2 separate regions of the Homo sapiens genome follow, and region 2 is linked to region 1. The links are chromatin loops, found by intact Hi-C in ENCODE. Cell type or tissue: OCI-LY7. All regions are shown on one strand.

What was found. A loop is a pair of places that touch in the nucleus more often than their neighbours do. Peaks named below come from ENCODE experiments on the same cell type or tissue, not always from the same donor. Only the 100,000 strongest peaks of a DNase experiment are listed, where the experiment ranks them.
Region 2: a loop joins it to region 1, with 3 times the contacts of the local background. A loop is called at or near these places in 22 of 110 quality-filtered maps.

Annotation. Positions count from the first base shown.
Region 1 is chr12:107,909,481-107,917,480 of GRCh38, reverse strand. It overlaps LOC105369964 (a long non-coding RNA gene), which reads right to left and starts at 4,730. Exons shown (of 4, transcript XR_945320.2): 1 at 3,523-4,730; 2 at 2,794-2,847; 3 at 2,459-2,667; 4 at 1,193-1,690. In OCI-LY7, CTCF peaks have their summits at 4,765 and 4,974 (motif pointing left); no DNase peak of the experiment used is centred here.
Region 2 is chr12:108,189,299-108,197,298 of GRCh38, reverse strand. WSCD2 (WSC domain containing 2) reads right to left here. Exons shown (of 9, transcript NM_014653.4): 2 at 1,085-2,017. The coding sequence starts at 1,466. It overlaps LOC124903077 (a long non-coding RNA gene), which reads left to right. Exons shown (of 3, transcript XR_007063583.1): 3 at 6,280-6,337. Among named protein-coding and RNA genes, the nearest start is that of WSCD2, 64 kb to the right of the region's middle. In OCI-LY7, CTCF peaks have their summits at 3,060 and 3,259 (motif pointing right); a DNase peak (open chromatin) is centred at 3,268.

The DNA.
Region 1 (8,000 bases):
TTGAGAAAAGCATTTATATGTTGATAAAAATTTCCTTGTTATATTTATCATTTACAGTCAGTAGTAAGAACATTAAAAAGTTAAAATATAGGTGCCAGATGTTAGTTTCATTCCTGTGAATTTATTGAAATAACAGACAAGTAAATACAATTCTATTTGTCAGTGAAAAATATTTTTTAAAATCTTGTCAAGTGTAAATTTTACTAATAGGGTAAGTCCTCACCTAATGTCATTAACAGATTCTTGGAAACTGCAACTTTAAGTGAAACAATGTACTACAACACCGATGTTACCATAGGCTAATGGATATTAACTAGAGTTAAGTTTCTACAGGCATATTTCTGGCCACAAAAACATCACCAAACTTTTTTTTTTTTTTTTTTTGAGATGGAGTCTCGCTCTGTTGCCCAGGCTGGAGTGCAGTGGCGCAATCTTGGCTCACTGCAAGCTCCGTCTCCCGGGTTCACGCCGTTTTCCTGCCTCAGCCTCCCGAGTAGCTGGGACTACAAGCACCTGCCACCACGCCCAGCTAATTTTTTCTATTTTTAGTAGAGACGGTGTTTCACTGTGTTAGCCACGATGGTCTCGATCTCCCGACCTCGTGATCCGCCCCCCTCAGCCTCCCAAAGTGCTGGGATTACAGGCGTGAGCCACCGCGCCCGGCCAAACATCACTAAACTTCTAAATGAAGACCAAAACATTTCTAGTATTAAACATTGAAATAAATGTGAGCTATACATACACTTAAGAAAGATTAATAAAAACAAGTAAGATAATCATTAACCCAGTAATTCCAATTCAGGGTTGCAGGTGGCCACAGCCTATCCTGGCAGCTCAGGGCACAAGGCAATAAACCACACTGGACAGGATGCCATCCCCTCACAGAGCACACTCACACCCACACCCACACTCACTCAGATGGGGCCATTTTATTTATTTTTTTTGAAACAGAGTCCCTCTCTGTCACCCAGGCTGGTGAGCAGTGGCGTGATCACAGCTCACTGCAGTCTTGACCTCCCAGGCTCAGGTGATCCACCCACCTCAGCCTCCCAAGTAGCTGGGACTACAGGGGTGCACCACTACCCCCCGATAATTTTTGTATTCTTTGGAGAGATAGGGTTTCACCATGTTGCCCAGGCTGGTCTTGAACCCTTGGGCTCAAGTGATCCTCCCTCCTTGGTTTCCCAAAGGGCTGGGATTACAGGTGTAAGCCACCACACCTGGCCCAGACTGGGCCCATTTAGACATGCCAATTCACTTGATGTGCACATCCTGGGAATATGAGAGGAAACCAGAGAGCCAGAGAAAACCCATGAACACATGGGGAGAATGTACAGACTGCACCCAGATGATGGCCTTGGCTGGGAATTGATTTTTCTTTTTCTCACCAACATTATAATGAAACATTTTAGTATTATTCCAGGACCTGCTGTACAGTAACTTTAAAGGACTGAAGAGCAGAAAACTGACATTTATTGACTGTCTACTATTTCCAAGAGCTACCATTCCCAGCCACTTTTTAATCATCACCACAACTTTATAAGGCAGGGATTATTAGCCCCGTTGTTGGAGAGAGGCTCAGAGAAGTGAAGTGACTTGTCCAAGGTCACACAGCAAGTGAGATGACCAGAACTTAAACCTAGGTCTGTCTGAGTTCAGCCCTTCACAAATCACCATGCTGCCTCCCTCTCTTCAAAACATAAAGCAAACAAATAAAACAATTCACTATTTGCCTGGGAAATTGTTGGCAAGAGCAAGACAGGATTGGAGGAAAATGTATTCCCAGACATACTGTAAACCTCCTGACTCCACTGGACAACTTCTTTTGGGGCCTGAGAGCAACAGTTGCTGGGATTCCCTTCATCCACCACAGCATCAGGTGTGGGCCAGGGTCTGGTTGCTGAAGGGTCCAGCCAGAGGTCCCAACCATCCCATGTCTGTGCCACCCCTGGTGCAAGGGACAGTAGATTCTCCCAGGCAGGAGCAGAGAACCACTGGGACTAACATGCAGGCACCGGAGAAATGGATTGTGTGTGTGTGTGTGTCTGCTCTGTGTGTGTGTATATATATACACACATATATGTGTATATATACGTATATATACACATATGTATACACACATATATATACACACATATGTATATATACACATATATGTATACATATATGTATATATGTGTGTGTATGTGTGTGTGTGTGTATATATATGTCTGTTTTTCTCCCTCTTTTCCTCCATCCTCTCTCTCTCTCCATTCCTTCTTAGCCCTGTCCCTGACCCTGTCCTTCTGCCTCCCTCTCTATCTTCCTCTCCCTCTCCCTCTTGGTTCTCTCCCTTCTCACTCTCCCCTTGAATTGCTCCCCCATCTCTGCTTCTCTCTCTACTTGCTGCTCCATCTTTCCCAAATGTCCTCCCAGTGTCCAGGGCAGATGTCACCACTCAGTTCCCTAGCTTACATACCCTCACACACCATTCCTGCACAGACAGACCAGCATTCATAAATCCTAAGTCTTAGTTCCCGGGAGAGAAGCAAGAGTGGGCCCAATGCGGGTCAAGGGTCCACCCCAGGTCTTCTCGGCCATGCCAAAAATTCAGCTGCCTCCAGGAGACTCTCCATCACCTTCTCCTTCTTCTCCTCCTTCCCATCACATTCCAATGAACTCCACGACCTGCACAGGATGAAGGCAGGTCAGGACCTGTGTTTTGTCTAGGCTCGAAGCCTGGTTAGGCCCTAGCTCAGTGCGTGGACTATGGAGCCAGACCACATGGGTTCAAATCCCACTTCAGCAACTTACAAGTCGGTGACCTGGGCCAGGGGGTTAATCCTTTGAGTGTCTCAGCTCCTCCATCTGCAAAACAGAGATAAGAATAGTGCCCCCTCCTCAGAGCTGTTGTGAGGATAAAATGCAGATGAGTATATGCGAGGAACTCAAAACAGCGCCCAGCACACAGAAAACCCTGTGTTGTCGATCACCATCATCTTTACATGATGACAGAGGCAGAGCCCAGGCAGCCCCTCAAGAGGCCAGTCAATACCCTCCAGGAACACATGTGCAGTGGAGCAAGTTGGGTTTATTACTCCTTGCAGGGACAAAAAGCATGCACCATGGGGGAACTGTGGGGTGTCAGTTTTAGGTTGGTCATTTGGGGCTAGGTGTCAGTAAGCAGTGGCTCCATAGTGATTGGATGCTGCCACGAACCCACTGGAAGGAAGAAACTCCGGATACATCTGAACATCTGAAGGAACAAACTCCGGACACACCATCTTTAAGAACTGTAACACTCACCACGAGGGTCCGTGGCTTCATTCTAGAAGTCAGCAGACCAAGAACCCACCAGAAGGAACCAATTCCGGACACACCAGGGGCAGATATTACACTATCTAGTTCATGTAGGGGGCAATGTCTCCTCATGCAGCAGGAAATGGGGAATGATGGAGGCCCGTTCCAGGACATGCTAGGAAATTCCCAAGGAAGTGGGGGCTATGCCCAGGGAGGTTGCATAATCTTGAGCAAATCACTTACACATACATCTTCGCCCATTCTCCAAGCAAGCTTTGCTTTACAGGACCCCTGGCAGCCATTTTTCCTAGCAGCCTTAAACAGAGGAAATTCCAGCTCAGAAAACTCAAATTTCAATTTTTGAACATGAAAATAGCAGGAAGGACCTGGAAGGCCACTTACAGCAGCCCAAAGAGTGAGGAAGTTAGATGCTGCCTGGAGGACTTCCCAGCCCTCTCCTCAGCCCAAGGAGAAGAGGATAAATCCCTCTCTGCCCCACACTGTCTCCTTCCCTGTCAGCAGAGGAAAGCCTGCTGGAGAAAGAATGGAAGGTGCCCCTTACAGGGCTGGGCAGAAGCAGAGAGGATTTATTCCAAGGGGTAGCCTCGTCCTGCAGAAATGGAGCCCTCCAGGGATCTGGATAGACTCCTGGGGACAGGCTAGTGCCTTCTTAGAGTGCAGCCTTTAACCCTAGGGGGACTGGGAGGAGGAAGTGCAAGACGCCTGGCAGGTTCTGCGCTTCCAGGATGAGCTGCTTCCAAACCATGAAAACATATCATCATTTGAAAGGGATGTGGGGCTTCAAGGCTTGTAGATGGAATACATATGACAACCATAACATAAAGAGCCACATGAATGTATATGACTGTTAGGCTTTCACATATTACTCGAGTTGGTAAGATACACCTCTTATTAGACTGAAAAGTGTGGCATAAATATTCTAATCCCCAGAACAACCACCTAAAAATAATTCCATACACATTCAAGACAAAATGGATAAAATGAAAAGTCCTATGTCAAGGAGATAAGACTAATGCAACCAAAACCATCTACATACAGGTTATGGGTGAATAAACATCCACCCAGAAGTTTTCATTTCTCTTGGGCAAATACATGGAACAGGATTGCTGGGTTATAAGGGAAGCATGTCTCTCTCCACCTGTCCTCCCCACCACAAGAGACCCCGTCAGAATCTGTTTAGCCCTTGAGGGGCTCTTCCCAATTCCGCTGGAGAAAGGGCAGGACATCTCGAGGGTGCTGACCCCAAAGCTGCCACCTGATGGCGCAGCAGTTCTCGCCCTCCTAGCCCAAGGGATCCCCGTCCTACGCCGTCCCCTGTCAGCGCTGGGGCCCCAGTGCGGGAGGGCCAGCTGCATTTCCCCATGAGCCTGTCTCCCTCATACCAAACACCCTCCACCGGCAGCTGCCCCCTGTGCACATTCCTAGGGTGATCTCTGCCCCCTCCCTTTCCTCCCCGGTGCGCCTTCCTTGCGGGTTCCATGAGCATGCGCGCCCATTCTTGGCTCACACATTCCAAAGGTGCATCCCAGCAACAGGCCCAACAGTGCAGGATGAGCCTTTGGCTGAGTTGGCAGCCAAGGAGAACTCGCCAACCTCGCTGTGCTGCCAAGACCTGACTTGACACTACTGCTCCCCTTTGCCCGTTACCCGTGAAAGCTTTGCTCCACAGCGCCCCCTGCAGGGGGCTGGCAGGGCAGCTGGCTGCCTGCCCTTGGCCCGTTCCTTGGCTGCCCCGGCTTCTGCACTTACCCTTGGTCCTGGACCAACTCCAAGAATTCAGTGACTTTACACTGGCTTTTCTTAGAGCCTCTTGGAGACAACATCCTAAGATACTGCAGACCCTGTGTTTTGTTTTTGGTTTTGAAGGCCCTCTGAGGGCCCTCAAATGGACCCTGAGGAAATGGATACCTGAGCAGGACAAGGACCTTGGAGTCACAGAGGTTCTCGATAATTAGAGAAAGGGGCCTGATGATACTGGGGGTGCACAGATCACATTTAGGTCCTTGAGGGTCAATGGAGGCCTCTCTTCTGTCGTGCCCAAGTCTGGGCCTCTGCAGAGAGACCTCCATGCCCAGAAATCAGAAGTCAGATTGAACAAGAAATCCCAGCCTTTCTAGGTGAGCTCCTGCCCCCAAAATGCTGTCTCCAGCTCACACAGCACCACAGGAGGTTTCCCGCCACTGAAGAGGAGGAGGGGGCCAGCCTCATTCCTCTCCCGGCTGCCCCTCCGGAGCTCAAAGACAGTGAGTGAGGAGGGACCCTGGTCTCCCTCTTTGGCTACAGAGGTTTCCCAGAGGAAGATCTGGAGTGAAAAGGCAGCAGATGCAACACAAGGGCAGAAACTCACCTCCAAGAATGGCTCCCTCGCATCCACAGTACTGGCCCCTTCGATGCAAGTTTCCTCTGCTGCCATGCAGGCGAGGGGAGCCTCTGACGCTGTACCTCCCTCCCAGCTGGGGTTCCGACTCACGGCTGAAGACCTGGACCTGGAGAAGGAAACAGTGCTGCTATGCATCAAAAGTGCATTGTGGGGTGAGGCCAAGGCCATCCGGGACTGGGGAGCCTTGCAGCCTTCCCATATTTTGCCACCACCTGCGGCAGCAATGGCTCCTCTGCCCACTGCCTCTCCAGACCCCCTCCACCCTCTGGGACTAATGCACAGGAGGAGGGACGCAGGACGCAAGACTGCCCAGGCCCAGTAGCCCTCCTGGAATCTGCTGCAGTGGCTACCTCTATGCCTCCTGTGTCTGGGAGGAAGCACAGCTCACCAGGGCCCCTGTTCTCCCCCTTAGAGCTCCATCCAGTCACCTCTTCATACTTCCTGGTCTCAGCCTTGCTGACCCTGCTCCCTCCTCATCATCAGGCAGATACAGAGCACTGCAGCAAAAAAGAGAGGGGTCCCAAGCACCACACACTTCGTGGGGGAAGCTTGGGCCTGAACAGCAGTAGTCCCTGTAGCCAGAGCACCCAAACCATGGGACCCAGCGCCAGGAATAATTGTTCGCAGGCACTGTTGCCCATGCTTTTTAAGCCACATCCCTAGAGGGCTACCCAAGCAGAAACCCCACATTTCAAGTTGGGGGCCTAATACCACTTGCAAGCAAGGCTGCCCCTAGGTGCATGCCTGCGCCAGCCTCTGACCCTAGGAACCGTACTTCCCATGTGGGCACAGAAAGGCAGAACCTCACCTTTAGGTCTCCCTCATCCCCTGTCCAGGGTTCTGCAGGGCCTTCCTCCTCCAGGTTGGGTTCCACTCCCTTGGGGTCCAAGAGGGAAATGCTGGTCTGAGAGGAGAACTTCCTGGAGCCAGTGCCCACCCATCCCCCCAGGCTGGACTTTGTGTGAGCCTGTTTAGTTGGGAAATGCAAGGCTAGCCCCTACCTCTGCCATCCTGGAGGGCTAGAGATATAGCATTCCAGTCCCACCCCTTCCCTCGAAGCTTTAGTCTGAAAGTAGGTAGTTTGAGGCTCTTAAATTGTCCTATCCCAGTGGTCAGAGTCCTCATAGCAATAGACAGAGGTAGCATTCCAGTCCCACCCCTTCCCTGAAGATTTAGTCTGAAAGTAGGTGGTGTGAGGCTCTTCAATTGTCTTATCCCAGTGGTCAGAGTCCTCATAGCAATAGACAGAGGGCCCTTGGTTTATTTCACTCCAGTCCTGAAGCAGGTGGGATACTCCCTGCTGCCTACAGTTGACTCTCCTCTCCCGTTTTTTCCCCCAGAACCCTTGTGTGTCTTCTGTGTAACTTATAATAAAGCTTTGTTATTGCTTCTGTACAATAAGAATTCTCATGTCTCTGCTCCATAAATCAAGTGTGAAGAGAGTATTGACTTACATGAGCAGTGACAGATTTAACGGATTAAAATTTCCTGTAACCTACCTAATGGGGTGTGGAAAGCAGCACAGCTCAATGGCTAAAAGGACTCAGTATTAAATAGTGTTTGGGGTTTAAGGGATGGTTTGGGTTTAAGCCCAGGATCAAGTGGCCCCAGGGAAGGCACAGGCGGGGGACTCATCCCTGCCTGTAAGCACAGGTCTCTGACTTGGAGTAGACTGGATCATCCCTAGAAGTCCAGACTCTACACGTTTAGTCTTTTTTAATGTGGATTGCTTTTTCAAACATTTTTGCTTTTAATTCAAACTTGGACAAATCACTTACACATATATCTTACCTAGAGAACATAGGCCCAGCATCAAGTCTCCTGGCCTGGGGCAAACAAGGAAGAAAACTCTCTTCTGTAATCAATAGAAAATTAAGTCTAACTGGATAAAGAATATGTGCTACATATACACCATGGAATACTAGGCAGTCATAAAAAGGAATGAGATCATGTCCTATGCAGGGATGTGGAGGGCGCTGGAGGCCATTATCCTCAGCAAACAAACGCAGGAACAGAAAAGCAAATACCACCTGTTCTGGCTTATAAGTGGGAACTAAATGATGTGAACACATGGACACATGGAAGGGAACAACACAGTGGGGCCTGTCGGAGGGTGGGGAGTGGGAGGAGGGAGAGCATCAGGAAGTATGGCCAATGGATCCCTAGGTGATGGGATGATGTGTGCTGCAAACCACTGTGGCACATGGCATAGGTTTACCTACGTAACAAACCTGCACATCCTGCACAGGCACCGCTGAACTTCAAAGTTGGAAATGTTTAAAAATCTTTTAAAAAGGGAAGGAAAAAAGCTTAATCCTAA
Region 2 (8,000 bases), 280 kb before region 1:
CAGGAGAATGTGTTCCAAGATGAATTCCCTCCATTAATCCTGCTTCCTTCCATGGTAGCAGAAGGGTTTTTTATGAGTTGAATCACAGTAGAACACAAAGGCTAGTGAGATTTTCCATCTGCCTTGATTGGTGGTTTATTCTCCCAAACCATCTGGCCCAGATTTCTGAAATGTCCATTTGTGTTAATCTTATGAATTGTAGGGGTTGTGGGTTCCTCCCTAGCATGCTGGTTGGATGGGTAGATGCCAGTGGACTCTAGGAGACAGCCTTAGAGAACTGAGCATTCAGGCCAGATGAATCAGATTTAAACTCCGTTCCTGCTGCTGACCAGCTGCGCAGCTTTGGGCAAGTGTCTTCCCTTCTTCAAGCCTCAGTTTCCACATCTGTTAGCTGGGCACAGGATAATAGGGGCCTTGTTTAAGCCCATGAAGTGTAGTGAAAATCAAATAAGGTAATGCAGTCATGAACAAAAGCCTTTTTAGATTATAAATGGCTGAGAAAATGCAATGAAATCTATCCAGGGCAATGATCTCTCCTGAGATCCATCACCAAGGGACCCAGCAAGATGGACTGAGAGACAGTCTGGTGGAGCAGAAGCTCTGCCACTTAGCTGTGTAATCTTGTGCTCTTGGTACCCCACTTTCCTCATCTTTAAAATGGGAATAAATAAAATCTATCACCTACAGTTGTGGTGATGTTTCTATATATGTAAAGTGCTTGGAAACAGTACTTGGTGCCTAGTAAGTACCCAATAAATGCTGACTGTTTTATTTTCATGTATATTTAACAAGGACTGTAAAAGGCTACAGGGGAGAGTCAGACTTTGACCTCTGATAGATGTGGAGTTCAAATCCAAACTTGCCTCTTGACAAGCTGTGTGACCTTGGGCAAGCCGCTTCATCTCTCTGAGCTTCAATTTTCTCCTCTGTGCAATGGGGATGATAATGGCAGGCACTATTTATAGCTACAATGATATGACAGCTGGTTCCTATTAAACACTGAAAACTGACAGCTGTTATTACATTGTTAGTATCTCCTCCCTTCTCCCCAGCCCCTCAGTGTCCAGATGTTCCTCGCTCTTACCTCGCTCTTCCTCCTTCTCCCGGACAACCCTCCCCTTGAGGGCTCGGCTCCAGGCTCCACCGTAGTCGCCAAGCTTGGCTCTCTCATTCCCATCCTTGCCCTTGAACCAGGGTCCGTACCTGCGAGCAATGCTTGAGGCTTCACCTGTGTCCCGGAAACCTCTGCCCAGATGCATGTCACCCAAGAAGGACAGCTCAGCACCCTCAGCTGGGCCTCCTGCAGCAGCGGGGTTCGCCTGGTTCCCCGAGACAGCGGGCTGGCCCACAAAGCCAGAGTGAAGGAAGACAAGGCTCCCAGCAGTCAGGTAGAGTGCCAGGAAGGTAAAGAAGCGCACAGGTTTCCGGCGGAAGTACCGCTGGAATTTGAACCAGAGCTTGGCCATAGTGGGATCATTCCGGACTGGCTCTCTGGGGCTTGGCTGGGGTGCTTGGGAGAGGATGGAAGGGGCTTGGTTTCCCAAGCTTTCCTTAGGGATGGAACACTTGGGGGTCCTCAGTCTCACTCTTCCTGAAAAAGTGATCACCAAGGCCAGAAGGGGAGGGCAAGTTCAATGCTTGGCTGAGGCCATGAGAAAGGATGGAGCTTACCAGCCCTCCCAAACTGAAGGTGAGCTTCTTTGGGCCAACAAGGGGGTTTTGAGGCTCAGAACACACATAAGTTGGTCCCATTTTCCTACATATTGTTCTTCACTTCAGAGTGTTCCTAAAGAACTGTGAGAATAGCACTTGGAGAAGGTTTCTGAGGGTTACCAGCAGCTGCAGTTCACTTCTTGCCCTTTCTCTGCTCCTCAGGCCAATGGATCTGGGTTATTTCACTGGGGGCCTTGTTTCTGGCCTCTTCCCCAGCTGAAGACCAAGCTTGGCCTTTCTACCTCATGGGAACAGAAGCTGGTGGGCCTCCATCCAGTCAGGCATCAGGACTCAGGGATGCCACCTGCAAAACAGCAGAGACACAGGCATGAGAAGCCCCTTCACCAAAGCACAGAACCCACAGGGTTCTTGAGCATCCTACAGGGAAATGCAGAGGCCCGGAGAGAGGAGGAAACCACCAATGGCATGAAACAGTTTAAGAGCAGTGCTAGATAAAGAGCATCCCTGAGTCTTCTAGAACACTGCCTTTTTCTTGACACCAAACTGGGAATTTAGGGACCTGGATCCTAGTGGGCCCTAGTTGGGGACAAACTTTGTCTTGGACAAGCACAGGTTCTTATGGGCCAGTGGTTTGCTTTGCTCCATACTTCCTATATATTTGTCAAATATATACTGATCCAAGGATTACCTTAAGTCTGAAAAGTACTTTCAAGGTCCTTGCTGAACTACCTGCTGAACCTGGGCAATTCTGAACCAGACCAGATTCATTCATTTTTTTTCCCAACAAACACTCAGTGAGACCTACTTTGTGTGAGGCACTGTCCTAGGTGCTGGAAATTAAGCTGTGAGCGGCAGAGGCAAAATCCCCTCTTTCATAGAGCTCACATTCTAGTGGGAGAAATAAAATCCATAGCCCCTCTCCTCTATCCAAGAAGGAAAAGGAAAAAGAAGGAAAGTAGGGTTATTTAGCAGCATATTTGTCCATTCAGTGTTTATTGAGTGTCTACCATGTGCTCAGCTTTGTGCCCAGCCATCTACACTTGTCTCCTTTATTGCTCCCAACATTCCTATGAGAGGTAACTATTTCTCTTCTTTACAGATGAGGAAATGGAGGTCACACAGCTGGTGAGTGATGGAGCTGGGATCTGGACCCAGGACAGTCCAAATCGCAAATCACAGCTCTTAACCAGTGTCTCTTTGACTCTGCCTCTTTCCCACATAGTCTGGACATCACTTGAGAATTCAGAGACAGCCCCCCAGACGGTAGCCCATCCTTACAGCCTCCCGGTCACCAGCATGGCTCACCCTTTGTCAGGGTCTCCCGGGTGTGGGTCTGAGAAACAACTGATTCAGAATCACCTGAGAGCCTGGTGAATATAGATTCCTAACCTTTCCAACCAGAATGTCTGGTTGAGGGGGAAACCCACATCTGTAACCAGGTGCTCTCAGATAATGGTAATGAGCACAGAGAGTTGAGTACCACAGCTTTATGAGTAAATGTTCAGGATCATCAGTCAAGAGGAAAAATAGAATGTAAATTAGAAAACAGAAAACCCCATTTAGCCAATGCTTTTTCATATTACCACCAGCAGGGGGCCCCATGACCATCTTAGCCAACGCCTGAGATTCCATAGTCAGCCAATGGAAGATACAAATTGTAACATACTCTCCTAATCCAGACAGTAGTGTGGGCATTTAACTGTGGTTTAAGGTAGAGTCTGCCATCCCATTTATTCAAGAACTAAGTACTGAGCACATACTATGTCACCCTCGTAGGCACTTGGAATAAATAAGTGAACAAAACAGACAAAAATCCATGCCTTTGTAAAGTCAAACTATCTGTCCATCTATCCATCCGTCTGTCATCCAGCAGTCCACCTACCCATCCAGTCATTAAGCCAACCCTCTATCCATCCACCCATCCATCCATCCAACCATTCATCTGTCTGTCATCCAGCATCCACCCACCCATCCATTCGTTAACCCATCCGTCCATCCATCCATCTATCCATCCATCCATCCATCCATTTGCCTTCCGGCAGTTCACCTACCCATCTATTCATTGAACCATCCATCCACCTACCATTAATCTATTCATTAATCTGTCCAACTATACATCCATTCATCTATCCATCTGAACTATAGCAGCCCATCCATCCATCCATCCAACTCTCCACCCATCCAGTCATCCACTCATTCTTCCATTTATTTAAAAACATATGCTGATTGCCTACTATGTGTGTGTTTGAGATGCAGGAATAAATAATTCACAGTCCCTGCTTTCAGAGAATTCAGAGTCAACTGAGGGAGAAAGCAATGTAAACAATCACTATGCTAGACAGACTATGATAAATCCCATAGTAGATGTGTGTACAGGATACAGCAATCAATATTATAGTTAATGTTTATTGGACAGTTAATACATGCCAGACATTCTTCTACACATATACATACTCTCATTTAAACATTTCTATGAGGGAGACCTATATCTATTTTTACACAAGAGGGGAATGAGTATCAGAGAGATTAGGTAACTTGTTCAGGGTCACAGAGCTAGTAAGTGGCAGCAGGATGGTAAACCCAGTGCCACCTGATTTCAAAGCCTATATTCCTAACCGTATGTCTATTCTGGTCTTGTAACTCTTTGAGGATCTCATGACAACTATAGATATATGCCCAGAAAAAAAAAAAGCCCTTGCACATAAGCTCCCAGAATTTGGCTTAAAATATCAGGGTGGGGTTTGGACCCTGGGTTGAGAAGCCATGGAATGTGGGAGCCCAGGGAAGTGAGGGTCTGCAACTGCCTGGGGGAACCATAGAGGGCTTCCCCAGGGAGGAGTCTTTGAGCCAGTAGGTCTTGCAAAAGGAGTCAAAATTCTCTGGGTGAAGGAGCAACAGAAGGTTAGCCCAGGGAAGAGGAACAGCCCACATGAGGGTGCATCACTGAGGGGTAAGAAACAAAGGAGCTTGGGGGACTGTGGGCTGGGAACACAGCCAAGCAGTGGGCAGGAGCCAGACCATGGGAAGCCTTGGATGCCAAGCTCAGGAGTTGGGACTGTGTTCTAAAAACACACATGAGAATCCACTGAGGTTTCATGGTCGTGCCAACACGTGCCAGATGTTTCTGCAGCTGGGATGGGATGAGAAAAAGCCAGCAGTCCTCGTGGGATGGGCAAGGGGACACCAGCCCTTCCAGAGGCACTCAGGCAAGAACAGAGGTGGACTCCACAGGCAAACAGACCTGGGTTCAAATCCTGCCTCTTCCATTACCCCAGGTGAGTGACTGGGGCAAGACATCCCTTCTCAGCAAGACTCAGGTTCCTCACCTGTAAAGTGGCCTAAAGGATCTTGACTTCTCCCCTAAAAAGTATGTTGCTGGAAGGACTGAATTAAACATTGTAGGAGGAATACCTGATGCATAGGAGATGCTCAAGATAAGCCCCACCTCCGCCCCTCAAGGGCACATGTGAGACACTTGAAAGCCATTTGCCACCTCAGCACATTTGCTGTCGTGGAGACAGCAAAGTTTTCAGCTGTAGTGTTCCCTGTGGCTTTCTGCCTCTCTCAGGATATTTCTGGGTCTAGTCCTTTTTCATTGTTCCCTCTTCGTTCTTTCATATTCCAACACATCTCTTCTCTAAGTGGGTGCGAAAGGGGCTTTAAGAGGATAATGAGCTCATTAGGGGCTGGCAGGGAACAGAATGAGACTGAGGCATGGGTGATGTGGAAAATGAAGGAGATCTGCCGGAGGGATGTGGACCGTGTGGAGAGGGGCTGTGTCCACCCCCCACTTTCAGAGCTCCCTTTTCTCCTGGGGAGGGAAGGTGCTGACCTGAGCCATCCCACAGCATCCTGCCGGTGCTAGGAGGAGGCAGGGGCTCGCCCAGAGGAAGAGCCCCCTGGAAGCTGAGCCCCATGGAGGGGATAAGGCTATTTGATACATAGGAGGGTCCCAAGAAACACTGGTAGAGAAAAATGAGTAAAAAGAGTCAGGTTCATCCCCCCAGGGCTTACACCTACAACCATGGCTTCACACACTGGCCAAAACACTCAGGTGACAGCCTTGGAGAACTGTAAATCCAGGGCTCTGTGGAGGTAGCATTTGTGTTACTCAGCACTGGGTGGTTCTGGGGTTCAAGGGTTCCAGGATTCGGCTGAGCCAAAGCCCCATATCCTCAAAGGTATCCCAGACTCCCCTGCCTCCCACATCCATCTGTCATTCTCTCTCTCCTGCCTCTCTCTCCATCTCTGTCTCTCCAAGTCTCTCTCTAGTCTGTCATTGTCCCTTTCTGCTATCTCTCTCCAGAGAGAAATTCTGCCTCAAAGGTAATGGGGAAATGAAACTAACTGCATTTGTTGAATACCTACTATATGCTGGATACTGTGTTTGAAGGTTTTACAAATACGTTCTCCCATATTCCTCCCTCTGGGATAGCTGCAAGGCAGGTGTGATGTTTCTTCACAATCCACAGATAATGTGTCTACAACCCTGGGTGAGACAGGGGCTGTTGGCCTTCAGCAACCCACTTCTCTCTGTCTCTATTTGTTCATAGCATGTTGAGGATTATAATTGTATTAATATCCCCTCCTGTCATTCACTTACAGGTGTGAGGTCCAGACAGGGGACTTCATCTCTCTGAGCTGCCATCTTCTCTCTATAAAGTTAAGTCAACCATAGAATGCCCCTCCCAGAGGTGTGGGGAGGATTCGATGAGACAATCCACAGGGCTGGCTATCACGACTTCATCCCCCTTTATTTTATGTGACACCTCTCTAAGCCTCAGTTTCCCCATCTGTTAAATGTGGTGGACGACCTCTACTCTGCCTCCCCCCCAGGGCTGGCATGAGTTTCCACAGGGAGGAGGCTGAGAGGCCCCCTTTGTGGGAGTGGCAGCATTTGGTTACTGCAGTTCATGTTTCCAGCAGGAGCCTCAAAGTGTCTAAACACAGACTATTTTTAGCACCAGAATGAGGCTCTGGTGTTGAGCTGCCAACTTGAAGATGGGTGGGGAAGAGCTGCCTGCAGGGGAAAGAAAAACAGAGGCATAGCCTGCCCTGTGGTTCCTTACCTCCCCTGGGAGTAAAATTATGCCTCCCCCTTCCAGGTTCTATTGGCTAGGGTAGGCCAGAATGGAAGCCTGTGAGGCTGGGTAGGGGGCTGACTCCCTCTCTGTAATCCCCAGCACCTGACTTGGGGGGCAGAGGCAGTTCGGAGGGACTGGGCAGGCCCAGCGACCAACTGACCCCCAGACCACCCAAGCTTCACCGAGAAATAGCTATTGAGAAATCAGGTTCATGAAGGTTTGATTTCTTAAGAGTTCTGGGTAGGAGACCCATCTGGGAAGTTTCCAAGAAACTGGGGAGCCCAGGTAAAATTTCAGTCTTGTTCTAATAATAAAAATATCAGAAGTCACTGGTGTTTGTTGAGCGCATACTATATGCCAGTCATCTTATTCCCATTGTGCCTTTTAATCCCCACTATCATTCTTTGAGGTGGTCATTAACTTCTTTGAACATCAGTTTCCCCATCTATAGAGTGATGATGTAATATAATTTATCTCTTAGGGTTAGCGTGAGAACTAAATAAGTCAATATATACAAATATATCATATCTATATGTATTAGGTGCAAATGCTACATCTTATAATAATTTCTGGAGAATACATGTGGTTTTGCCTGTTCAGTGCCCCTTCATTCTGATACAAGGACTCTATTTTCCTTCACGGAATTTCTCCCTCATTAATTCTCAGCTCATGTGGCTTGGATAGAATGGATTCCTCTTGCCAGTTGCTGCAGACATTCCTATACCTCCCTCCTGATGCATGTATATAATAATTAATGTAGAGTGCATGTATACCTAGGAGTGAAAGCGCTAGTTTTTGTCTGTTTGTTTTTGTTTTTGTATGAGCATCTTATGATTATCCTAAAAGATGCCAGTTTTTTTCCAAGGTTGCTGTAGTCACAACTTCCCCAGTACAGTTTGAGCATTCCTGCTGCTCCAAATCCACACCAACACTTAATGTTGTCAGTCCTTTCCTTTTTGGTCAGTTTGGTAGATCTGTAACAGATGCCATATGTGCCCCACCCACAGAGTTAAATTCTGAATGTTCATCTGGTTGTCTGAGGGGTTTCTCCAGCACCTTGAATGCTTTTTGTGCTTGTGTGGTTGGCAGGCAAGACATGCTAGAATATTAACATTTGGAAGCAGCTGCAAATATGACTGATGGGAGTTGGTGTATAAATGCCCCAGCTCCCTTGCTCCTCAGCTGGAATAACTCTGCAGTGTGTATTTCTCCAGTGGGACTTAGCCTCAACCACCCTCTGTA